Linked DNA regions of Homo sapiens: region 2 is linked to region 1. Evidence: read pairs that join two places in POLR2A ChIA-PET (ENCODE). Cell type or tissue: PC-9. All regions are shown on one strand. Links, peaks and the distances in the headings refer to the core of each region. The heading gives the core; the rest is flanking DNA. Region 1 overlaps LOC124901001. Region 2 overlaps LINC01386 (long intergenic non-protein coding RNA 1386).

Region 1 (5,381 bases), core at 317-5,316:
GGTCGTTCACCAGTAGCACTTAGCTACTGAGGACAGGCTCAGAAAAGTAGGTAATGGCAACATTACCAGATGGCATGATGCAAAGACACAGGCTTTGAAATTTAAGTCTATCAGAGAGACTGCTACTGAATTGATAGAGCATAGAATCTAAACTACACAAGAAAGAAGTAAAGAAAAAATAGTTAATTGGAACAAGTGAAGGGTCTAGTTAGAGTGAAGGACAGTTGTAGCAGGAATGGCTGGAAAAGCAAGATGGAAAGAGATGCTCCAATTCCTGTTTTTGCAGAAGGGGCTGTTTCAGGTAGTCCCTGGTCCAGGGTGAGCTGGTAGGAGGTGTTGGCTGAGGTGGTTGGAAGAGGAAAGATTTGTTGATGAGAAGGCCTGAATTCTGAATTGGTATTGTCTTAGTGTGTTTGTGTTACTATAAAGGAATACCCGAGGCTGGGTAATTTATAAAGAAAAGAGGTTTATTTGGCTCACAGTTCTGCAGACTGTACAAGAAGCATGGCACCAGCATCTGCCTCTGGCTTCTGGTGAGGGCTTCAGGCTGTTTCCAATCAAGACAGAAGGCGAAGGAAACCTGGTATGTACAGATCACCATGTGGCCTCCAGGCTTTTTGTTAACAACCAGCTTTCTTGGAAACTAATAGAGCTAGAACTATTAATCTTCCCCGGGGAGCATTAATCTAATCATGAAGGATCCACCCTCACGACCCAAACACTTCCCATTAGGCCCCACCTCCAACACCGGGGATCAAATTTCAACATGAGATTTGAGGGGATAAAAACACCCAAACTCTAGCACTCAACCACATGGAGGTTGGAAGCATGTAGGATTAAGGGAGGATTTGAAGTGGTAGAGACGGAAGCCAATGATGAGAGTGACAGGAAGGGGAGAGGGTGACACATAGTATAAGCAGCAAAGGGTGGGGAAGAAGTGGTCTGAAAGGAATAGTAAACAACTATGGCTGTGGTAAGTGTCCTGAATGAAAAACACCAGAACGCCAGGTATGAAAATAACAAGGGGGAACGGGGAGCCAGGGCCCATCTTCACTGGGGAAATGGCATTTAACTGGAACTGCAAAGAATGAATGGGTGCTGTGGCAGAGCACACAGACACCCGCTGGAGAGGAGAGAGAACTGGCGCTTCCCATCCGGCAATGCCCCTGGCTGGCAAGGTGAGGGAGCAAGTGCCCAGCCTCCCTGTGCACCTGTCCAGTGGGGCAGCAGCAGTACTCACTTCACAGGGTTCTTATGAAACACAAAGGAGTGAATACATTTGTAAACCCCTAAAAACACATAGTAAGCTTTATGTAGGGGTTAGCTATTATATTTTCATTTAAGAAAAAATATTTCCCCTGGAATCACATCCAACCAAAATTACAGCAAGTCTTGTTTTCTGTACTCATTCAATTCTTTAAACACCCCATGAGGTAAGTTAAAAAGAAAAAACCCTAAAAAGTAGTTTTCTCTTTATCTTCTCTCAATCAGCACCGCCTCAAATCCTAGCTTTACCTGCATTCTGTGGCTTCCACAAAGGGCCTTTTATGAAAATCTGGGGCATTCAGGAGGTGGCTTACTGCCAAACTGCCTTTTAATTTATCAAAGACTCTCGGCTCTCAGGTGTTTAGATAAGTATTGATTAATTTTTTAGGCCAGAAGTTTTTGTGGGAGAAGTCAAGTGTTCGTGTGTTACTGTGAGGAGATGACCTGCCACACCCAGGAAGACCCTTGCTCCCTGGATCCCCAGCCAGGTGGCATGTTCCCCATGTACAGCACCCTGGGACAGTCAGATGGCCCCTTTCTGGATTTCTGGGTCAGACCATTTTGGGAGTCATCTCCAAGTGTCTCAGACAAGTTTCCATGCCTGATCCAAAACTAGGTAAGTTACCTGTATGTATGACATCAGAAGGTTCCCACACCACCATGCACATCACAGCAAGCTGTTTGAAGGAGGTAGGATATACAATAAGTCTTTTCTTTCTTTTTCTTCTTTTGTTTTTATCATTTATTTGCACATTTGTTTCACTTTGCTATATTTTTGGAGCACTGTGAGCTGATCTGAATCCTTGGAATCATCAGTGGCAACCAGGTAGTGGAGGGGCCAGAACCGAGGATATGGAGATTGGGCCAAGACATGCAGATGGATCCAGGAGATGTGAGGCAGGTAGAATCCTGAGCCCTGGGCCACTGACAGGCTAAGGAATCACCCTTGGCAGGATACCACATGCCCCTCTAAAGATACCAGCAGCAGCAAGTCCCATTTCAGAAGCTTTGGAGGCTGCAGACCTTGGGAAAACAAAGGTAGATCAACAGGGCAGATAACACAAGTTGGACGGGCTGGTTTTTGAGATGATGCGATGCACACCTTTAAGAACTCCTAGAAATAACTGAGAGATGCGCTATAGGGAGAAACAGCTGAGCTGGCAGGCTGGGAACTCCAACCATTGCCAACTGGGCATCAGAAATCAACAGAGCCACAGTTTGCTCTCAGTGAGCACCCTGATCGACCTCCCCTGCTATTTCTTTACAGTCTCCATGGATTCATCAGCTCAAGCTTCCTGAGCCACAGGTGGAAGATGAGATGAGTGTAGCTAGACGAGTAGTAGTTAAGGAGAAATCCATTTATTGATCACTCTCCATGTGCCAGATATTTACTCTTCAAGCAAGACATCCTTCGAGGTAGGTCTGGTTATTCTCACATTACAGATGAGAACACTAAGATACAGAAAAGATGTTTACTTGCCCCAGGTCACACAGCTGGTAAGTGACAAAGCCAGGATCTAAACTCAGTTTGATTCATCCCCTTTCTGCATGCTGGGGAGACAGTGCATTCTTTGGGATCCAGTCAGCAGTGAATGAGTGAAGAGACAGTACTTTTCCAAAGAACTCTTAATATCAACACGTTGGTCTCCTCTAGCCACAGACCAGATGCTGTGGCCACTGTTGAGGGGGGGTCTTTCTCCCTTGGCAGTGCAGAGGCCTCTTCAGAAAAGCCAAGTGTGCTCCCAGCAAATTCTTACTTTCGCTGAAACAACTGCTTGCATTCTACACCCTTGGCTAAGGCTAGCAGCACTCAGGCTGAGCTGTTATTAACTGTGCAAAATCAACAGCACCATCTCACGCCATAAAATGACTCTGCAAAAGATTAGCCTTTGCACTAGGATCAGCTAAGGGAGCCAGTCTAAACCCTTAATTCAAGCTTTCCAAATTAGTCAGCCTCTACTTGCACTCCTGATATGTCTCTGAAGCCCCTGGGTCTAAGTCCGACCTGGGGGTTAGGGAGGAGGAAAATATCCCAGGGACTTTGGTACACCCTTTTCAGGGTTATACAGCTGGATGGGGCCCAGGTTGGTTCAGAGGAGTCATTGGGAGTCCTGGAAATATGTGTTGAAACATGGACCCAAGACTGAGCGCTCAAGAATAAATTCCTATAAACCAAGCCCAGCTGGGGCTCAGAAAACATCAGAAATTGGAAGCAGGGAAATGTGTGCTTCTGGGTGCTAAGATTAATTTGGGGCAGAATTAGAAAGAGACCAAAAGAGAAAAGAGACCTAGAAGTTGGCAGACTTGATTAGCTGATTGTCTTTCTGCCATCTTATGAATTCTGAAAAATGGTGCCACTGAATTCTGCAGGTCAATCCACTTGCCCTGAGTTTCTTCTCAGGGTTGGCAGTGCCCTGGGAAGAAATACGTGGCCTGTCTTGTTGAAGTGAAAGATATGTGTTCCTTAGGGCACTGTTTTGGGAACAGAGCAGCAGAAGCCCCCTGCTCTGGGTGAAACTCATGCCTCCCAGCCGCACTAGCTGTGCTCTGCACCCCAGAAACATCTGAAAACTGCACTTGGTTGGCACCAGCCCCTCCCTTGCTTTGTGTGTTTAGAACCCTCCAAAGGACTAATTGTTACTCTTCCAGAGAGGGAGCCCAGCCTCCTCAATTTTGTAATGTCACTCACAGACCACAGGAAAGTATTCCTTCCGAATTCCTGAACTCCAAGCCTCCATATTCAATTGCCTACTCAGCTTCTCTACTCGGATGTCTAATGGACAAAATTAACATGTCCCCAAATGGACTCTGAAGCTCCTCCTCTCAAACTTGTCCCACTCTTAGGATTCCCCATCTTGCTCATGCCAGAACCATTCTTCCACTTGCTCAGATCCAAAACCTTGGAATCAAAACCCACATGTGGTTCATGGAAAATCCCATTGACTCTATCTTCAAGATATATCCAAAGTCTCATCCCTTTCATCACCTTCATACACAAGCTACAGACATAACTCCTGGGTTGTTACCACAGCCTCCTAACTGGCCTCTTCCCATCCATCCTGGCTCCTCCTTGGGCTATTCTTACTGCAACAGCCACCAATTTCTTTTTTAAAAGAAATCAGATCACATCACTGTCAAAGCTCATCACATCAGCTCAAAAACCATTCAAAGGCTTCCCACCTACTTAAAGGCCCTGCACAACCTGGTGCCCTTGGCCCTGCACATGCCTTTCCTCTCTGACCTCCTCTCCTACTCTCCCCCTTGCTCACCAACTGCAGCCACCCTGGCCTCTTGCTCTCCTTTGAATATGCTAATATGTGTGTTCCTACCTCAGGGCCTTTGCACCTGTGGTTACTTCTGCCTGAAGCACTCTTCCCTACTTCCCACAAAAAATCACGAACTATGCTTACAAATTCTTACTCTTCCCTACAAGAGGTGGCACCTAATCCCATTCCCCTTGACTTTGTGACTCAATTCTAAGGACCAGAATAAAGAGAAGTGATGGTATGGAAGTGCAGAGCCTCGTCAGAAAAGGCACCACAGCTTCCCCTTTGTTTGCTCTCCCTTGGATCACTCACGTGAGGGGAGGCTGGGTGGAGAAATCCACATAGTGAGGAACTGAGGCCTCCTGCCAATAGCCCTGTGAATGTGCCACCTTGGCAGCAGATCCTCCAGCCCCAGTCCAGCCTTCAGATGACCACAGCCCTGGCCAACTGCTAGACTGCAGCCTCTGAGAGGCTCAGCCAGAAGTACCCAGCTAAGCCACTTGCAGTTTCTGACCCTGATCAGAAACCCTGAGAATACATTTTTGCTGTTTCAAACTTCAAAGTTTTGGGGTAAGTTGTTATGCAATAATAGATCATTGATACACTTGCTTCCTCATTCCCTTCAAGTTTTTGCTGCAATCTCACCTTCTCAGAGATGCCTTCCTTAACTCCCCTATTTAAAATGGGGTGCTCCCCAGTCCCCATCTGTGATTTATTGTTCTCCCTGGCACTCAATCACTTTCTAATTCTCTGTATAACTTACATATTTTATTGCCTTTCTCCTCAATAAAATACAAGTTCCGTGTTTTATTGGTAGTTGGTAAATCTGTGCTGGCTAAATACATGAAC
Region 2 (5,381 bases), core at 161-5,160, 340 kb after region 1:
GTGTCTATGTGTACCCCATGTTGAGCTCCCATTTATAAGTCAGAACATGTGGTATTTGGTTTTCTGTTTCTGCATTAATTCATTTAAGATAATGGCCTCCAGCTGCATCCATATTGCTGCAAAGGACATGATTTCATTCTTGTTCATGGCTGTGTAGTATTCCATGGTGTATATGCACCACATTTTCTTTATCCAGTCCACCATTGATGGGCACCTAGGTTGATTCCATGTCTGCTATGGTGAATAGTGCTGTGATAAATGTAGAAGTGCAGGTGTCCTTCTGATGGGATAATTTCTTTTCCTTTGGATATATACCCAGTAATGAGATTGCTGGGCTGAATGGTAATTCTATTTTTAGTTCTTTGAGAAATCTCCTAACTGTTTTCCACAGGGACTGAACTAATTTACATTTCCACCCACAGTGTCTAAGTGTTCCCTTTTCTCCACAACCCCGCCAATATCTGTTTTTCCCCATTGCTTTCATATCCTCTCTCCATATTCCATAGGCCCTCATAGTGTCATTCCTACTCCATATGCCACTGCTGTGGTAATCAGTGTGCTGTGGAACAACCTGGCCATGGAAATTTTGGAAAAGATGAGGTACATCAAGAAAGCAGTTGACTTTATTGCAGCACTTTGAAATTTTTAGGTTTGTTTTGTACATTGTGACTCTTTCAGAGGACTATACATTTGTTGTAATATTTTCCAAATTTATTTTACTATGGGATACCAGTTTGGGAAATGGCATTCACTGAAATAATGTGATACAGACAGGGAGCAGTAGCTCACATCTGTAATCCCAGCACTTTGGGAGGCTGAGGCACGAGGATCGCTTGAGCTTGAGCTCAGGAGTTCAAGACCAGCCTGGGCAACATAGTGAAACCCCTGTCTCTTAAAAAAAAAAAAAAATCCAAAAAGTTGTAGAGTTAACAGTGACTTTCTAATTTCCCAGATTTAAAATTCTTCTTATTCATTTACTTAACAAATATTTATTTTATTGAGTGTCTACTATGCGGCAAGTACTGTTCTAGGAACTTGGGATACATCAGTAAACAAATGGACAAAGGTCTTCGCCCTAAAAAGCTTTACATATTTAGCAGGAGAAAGACCATAAGAAATAAGTAAACTGAATACCTTAATTAATTAATGATATCATATGTTAAAAGGTAATATTTACCATGTGGAAAAATATAGAACAGCGAAGGGGGCTGGAGGTGGTAGTGGCGGGGCAGCATGGAAAGGACAGGTGGGTGGAAATTTTACACAGTGAGCAAAGACTAGAATAGTGCTACTGCTGGATATCTGGGGGGAAAGGATTCCAAGCAGGAGGAACAATTTGAGCAAAGGCATGAGTAATCTTAAATAAAAATCATCTTAAAGACATGTTACAAACTATTATGTAATTATCCCCAAATGTAGTGGCTTAAAACTGTCATTTCATTATGCTAACACCTTTTGTGAGTCGGGAATTAACAAAGAGAATCAAAGGGTGAAAGCTGTTTAATTTATATCTCTACCAGTCAATGCTAGCTATCAGCTGGGATTGTCAGCTAGAACACCAACATGTGAACTTTTCCGGTGGCCTGGGCTTCCTCACAGACCAGTCTTCCAAGACAATCAGTGGAAGGTGTATTCCCTTTTATGACCTAGCCTAGGAAGTCACATAATGTCACTTCCACAGTAATTATAAGCTACCCAGATTTGAGAGGAGGGAAGTGTATTAGTTTGCTAGGGCTGCCATAACAAAGTACTGTAGACTGGTGGCCTGAATAAGAGAAATGTATTATCTCACAGTTCTGGAAGCTGGAAGTCCAAAATAAAGGGGTTGGTAGGGTTGGTTCCTTCTGAGGGCTGAGAGGAAGGATCTGCTCCAGGCCTCTCTCCTTGGCTCTCCTCTCTTCTCTCCCTGTCTCCTCACATCATCTTCCCGCTCTGTGTGTCTATGTCCATTTTTCCCCTTTTTAAAAGGACGCCAGTCATACTGCATGAGGGCCCACCCTAATGAGTTCATTTTACTTGATTAGCTGTGTAAAGACTGCATCTCTGATTAAGTTCACATTCTGAGGTACTGTAGGTTAGAACTTCAACATAAGAATTTTTGGAGAAACATAGTTTAACCCATAAAAGGAACATAGACCCAACTCTGAATGGGAGGAGTCTTCAAGTCACCATGTAAAAAGTGTGTGGGAGATGTGGGTACTGCCATCTTTGAAAAATATAGTTTGCCACATCATGACATAAAAAGTTTAATAATGAGGCTGGCCGCAGTGGCTCATGCCTGTAATCCCAACACTTTGGGAGGCCGAGGCAGGCAGATCACGAGGTCAGGAGTTTGAGACCAGCCTGGCCAATATGGTGAAACTCCATCTCTACTGAAAATACAAAAATTAGCCAGGTGTGGTGGCACATGCCTGTAGTCCCAGCTACTGGGGAGGCTGAGGCAGAAGAATTGCTTGAACCCGGGAGGCAGAGGTTGCAGTGAGCCGAGATTGTGCCACTGCACTCCAGCCTGGGTAACAGAGGGAGATTCCATCTCAAAAAAAAAAAGTTTAATAATGAGGTCAGGCACAGTGGCACATGCCTGTACTCCAAGCTACTTGGGAGGCTGAGGCACAAGAATCGCTTGAACCCAGGAGGCAGAGGATGTAGCGAGATGAGATTGCACCACTGCACTCCAGCCTGGGTGACAGAGGAAGACCCTGTCTCAGAAAAAAAAAAAAAAGTGTAATATATGAGAGTCCATGACAACTTACACTGTATAAATAAGCCCACAACATAATAAAACATAACTTGGGGGGAACTACTTTGATATGTTTTTTAAAATTTTTTATGGTAGGGTCTCACTCTGTCACCCAGGCTAGGGTTCAGTGGCATGATCATAGATCACTGCAGCCTCAGACTTCTGAGCTCAAGCAATCCTCCCACTTCAGCCTTCAAAGTAGGTGGGACTACAGGAATGTGCCATCACACTCGACTCATTTTCTTTTCTTTTTCTTTGTTTTTTTTTTTTTTTTTTTTTGTAAAGACAATGACTCACTATGTCTCCCAGACTGTGTTTTATATTTTTACAGTGAGCAAAAAAGCTCATATACCAACTGTCTGGTTCCAGACAAGACACCTGGAAAAATCTATGACTGACTCTTTCCCAAGGCAATTCAAGTCTGTGCTTCAAAAACCAGTGCTTTCTGCAAATCATTATTTTTGGCCCAAGGATTTGCTCTACTTTAAGATCCTTCGCTAATTTACTTATTTGTAGTAGACATTCGCTATTAGTTGCTGTAGTTCAACCTTGACCAATCTTGTCTTCACTCAGAGGAATTCGTGCCTGTTAGTTTTATTTTATGTGCAAAGTAGATTAAACATGTATTATTATCAAATTTTAGGAGAAACAAATGTTAATAAGTACTTGCTATAACAATAAATATGATTATGCTTTATTTATTGCCATTATTGTTACTACTTGAGATGAATCTTGTGCAAAATAAACTTTAAACCTGGGTGGGGCTCCCACCAAACCCAGAAAGGTATTGGTAACATCTTATTGCCCCAGTGCTTGCAGCAAATTTTCTGTAACATCAATCATTGAATAAAGATTACACAAAAGCCAATATCTTTTTGCCCTCTCTAAACCCTAAAAATTCCTTTTAAAAGTGAGTTGAAGAGACCCAGTTATCCTACAATCCAGTAGACTAATCTCCAATTGCCTTTGGAGTATTTATCACCCTTGCTGCTTCGACTTCCCTAGCCTCTTTTCACTGGTCAGCCTTCCCCCAAGTCCTGCTGCTCAGCTGGGATGCACACATCACCAGGCCAGGCTCACCACAGACCTACTGAATTAGAATCTCTACAGGTGGGGCTCAGGAATTTATTTTGCTTTGTTTGTTTTGTTGTTGTTGTTGCTTTTGGTTTTTTTGGAAGTTCCCCAGGTAATTTGGGTGATCATTTAAGTCTGATTACTACCAATCTGTGTGCTAAAATTCAAGTTCCTGAAGCTTAGCATAAAAAGGGCCTCACCTCTGCTTGACTCTACAATTGCATCTCCTACTATTTTGCACGTCATGATTACCTACCTGCAATATTGAACAACCAATAGCTCACAACGCTAGACATACTGCCTCCCTCCTCTGGGCCCTTGCCTGGAACACCCTTTGCATACTTTGACTACTGAACAACTTATTTTCCTTCCAAAATTCAGCCCTAGTGTCTGCTTCCAGAAAGCCTTCCCTGATGACCTCACCTCCACCTGCTCTGAATTCCGACTGCACCTCGTTCCACAGCAGTCAGCACCCAGTGTGGAAATATATTAATGAAACCGCCTTTACAAAATTATGACTGAGACAGTGAAAGAAATCTAACTTAACCAACTCCATCTTGCTTCTAACCCCCAAGCTATCCTTGTTCATTCCTAGGTGTAGGCTTAACTAACTTTGGGAGAAGTTAGTAAGGGTAATAGCCCTTTCCCAAAGCAGTCCTCCTTCTTACCTGGGACTGGATTGCCTTTGTAGGACTAACATTAGCCACAAGATTAGAAATTATGGTTTAGGAGTCATGCAGCCGAAGGCTACAAGATTCTGACCCTCCCTAAACTGCTCCAAAGATCAGCGCTTGAGATATTTGGCAGACCCTGCACTTGATGGATCAGCTGGCCCCACACAGATCAATAAACTGGCTCATCTGATCTTGTGGCCTCCACCTAGGAACTGACTGAGCAAAAGAAGACAGCTCCAATTCCATATGATTCATCTCTGACCAATCAGCACTCCTGGCTCACTGGCTTCCTCTCACCCACCAAGTTATCCTTAAAAACTCTGCTTCCCAAATGCTTGGGGAAACTGATTTAAGTAATAATAAAACTCTGGTCTCCCCGCCGGCTGGCTCTGTGTGAATTACTCTTTTTCTATTGCAATTCCCCTGTCTTAAGGAATTGGCTCTGTCTAGGCAGCAGGCAAGGTAAACCTCTTGGGCAGTTACATTAATACTTGCTCACCTACCTATCTCCTCTGCTAAAGTGTGATCTATTTGAAGGCAGGCTCCATGTCATCTTCACCTCAGCATTCTCAAAACCTAACCCAGTGATACAGGAGCTAGAATGAAATTATTTAGGCAGTTAGTGAGGGTAAAAGAGTCCTCGGCAAGATTTCCCTTTTAATAAAAAGCAGTCCCCAAATCATTTATTTTCTAACAAAGGGCAGCTGCAGACATAGATAAGCAAGCTGAAAGCTTGCATGGGTGAATGCCAGCAGCTGTGCCAGTAAGAAAAGGCTACCTGGGGGCCAGGCATGTTCAACATGGAGACTCCATCTTCTCTTTTCTTTGTCAACCACATGTGCAATAAAGAAGCAGGCAACATGGCGCTGGCCAAGTAGAGAACCCATTCAAAT

What was found. Peaks named below come from ENCODE experiments on the same cell type or tissue, not always from the same donor. Only the 100,000 strongest peaks of a DNase experiment are listed, where the experiment ranks them.
Region 2: POLR2A ChIA-PET joins it to region 1 with 23 read pairs; 6 of 35 experiments call an interaction of 5 or more read pairs at or near these places.

What each region holds. Positions count from the first base shown.
Region 1 is chr5:73,112,696-73,118,076 of GRCh38, forward strand. LOC124901001 reads right to left here. Exons shown (of 2, transcript XM_047417978.1): 1 at 1,892-5,381; 2 at 450-580. Among named protein-coding and RNA genes, the nearest start is that of TMEM171, 5.2 kb to the right of the region's middle. In PC-9, for the core only: no CTCF peak of the experiment used is centred there; a DNase peak (open chromatin) is centred at 2,806; H3K27ac peaks cover 808 bases.
Region 2 is chr5:73,456,542-73,461,922 of GRCh38, forward strand. LINC01386 (long intergenic non-protein coding RNA 1386) reads right to left here. Exons shown (of 5, transcript NR_126410.1): 4 at 4,992-5,084. Among named protein-coding and RNA genes, the nearest start is that of FOXD1, 10 kb to the left of the region's middle. In PC-9, for the core only: no CTCF peak of the experiment used is centred there; no DNase peak of the experiment used is centred there.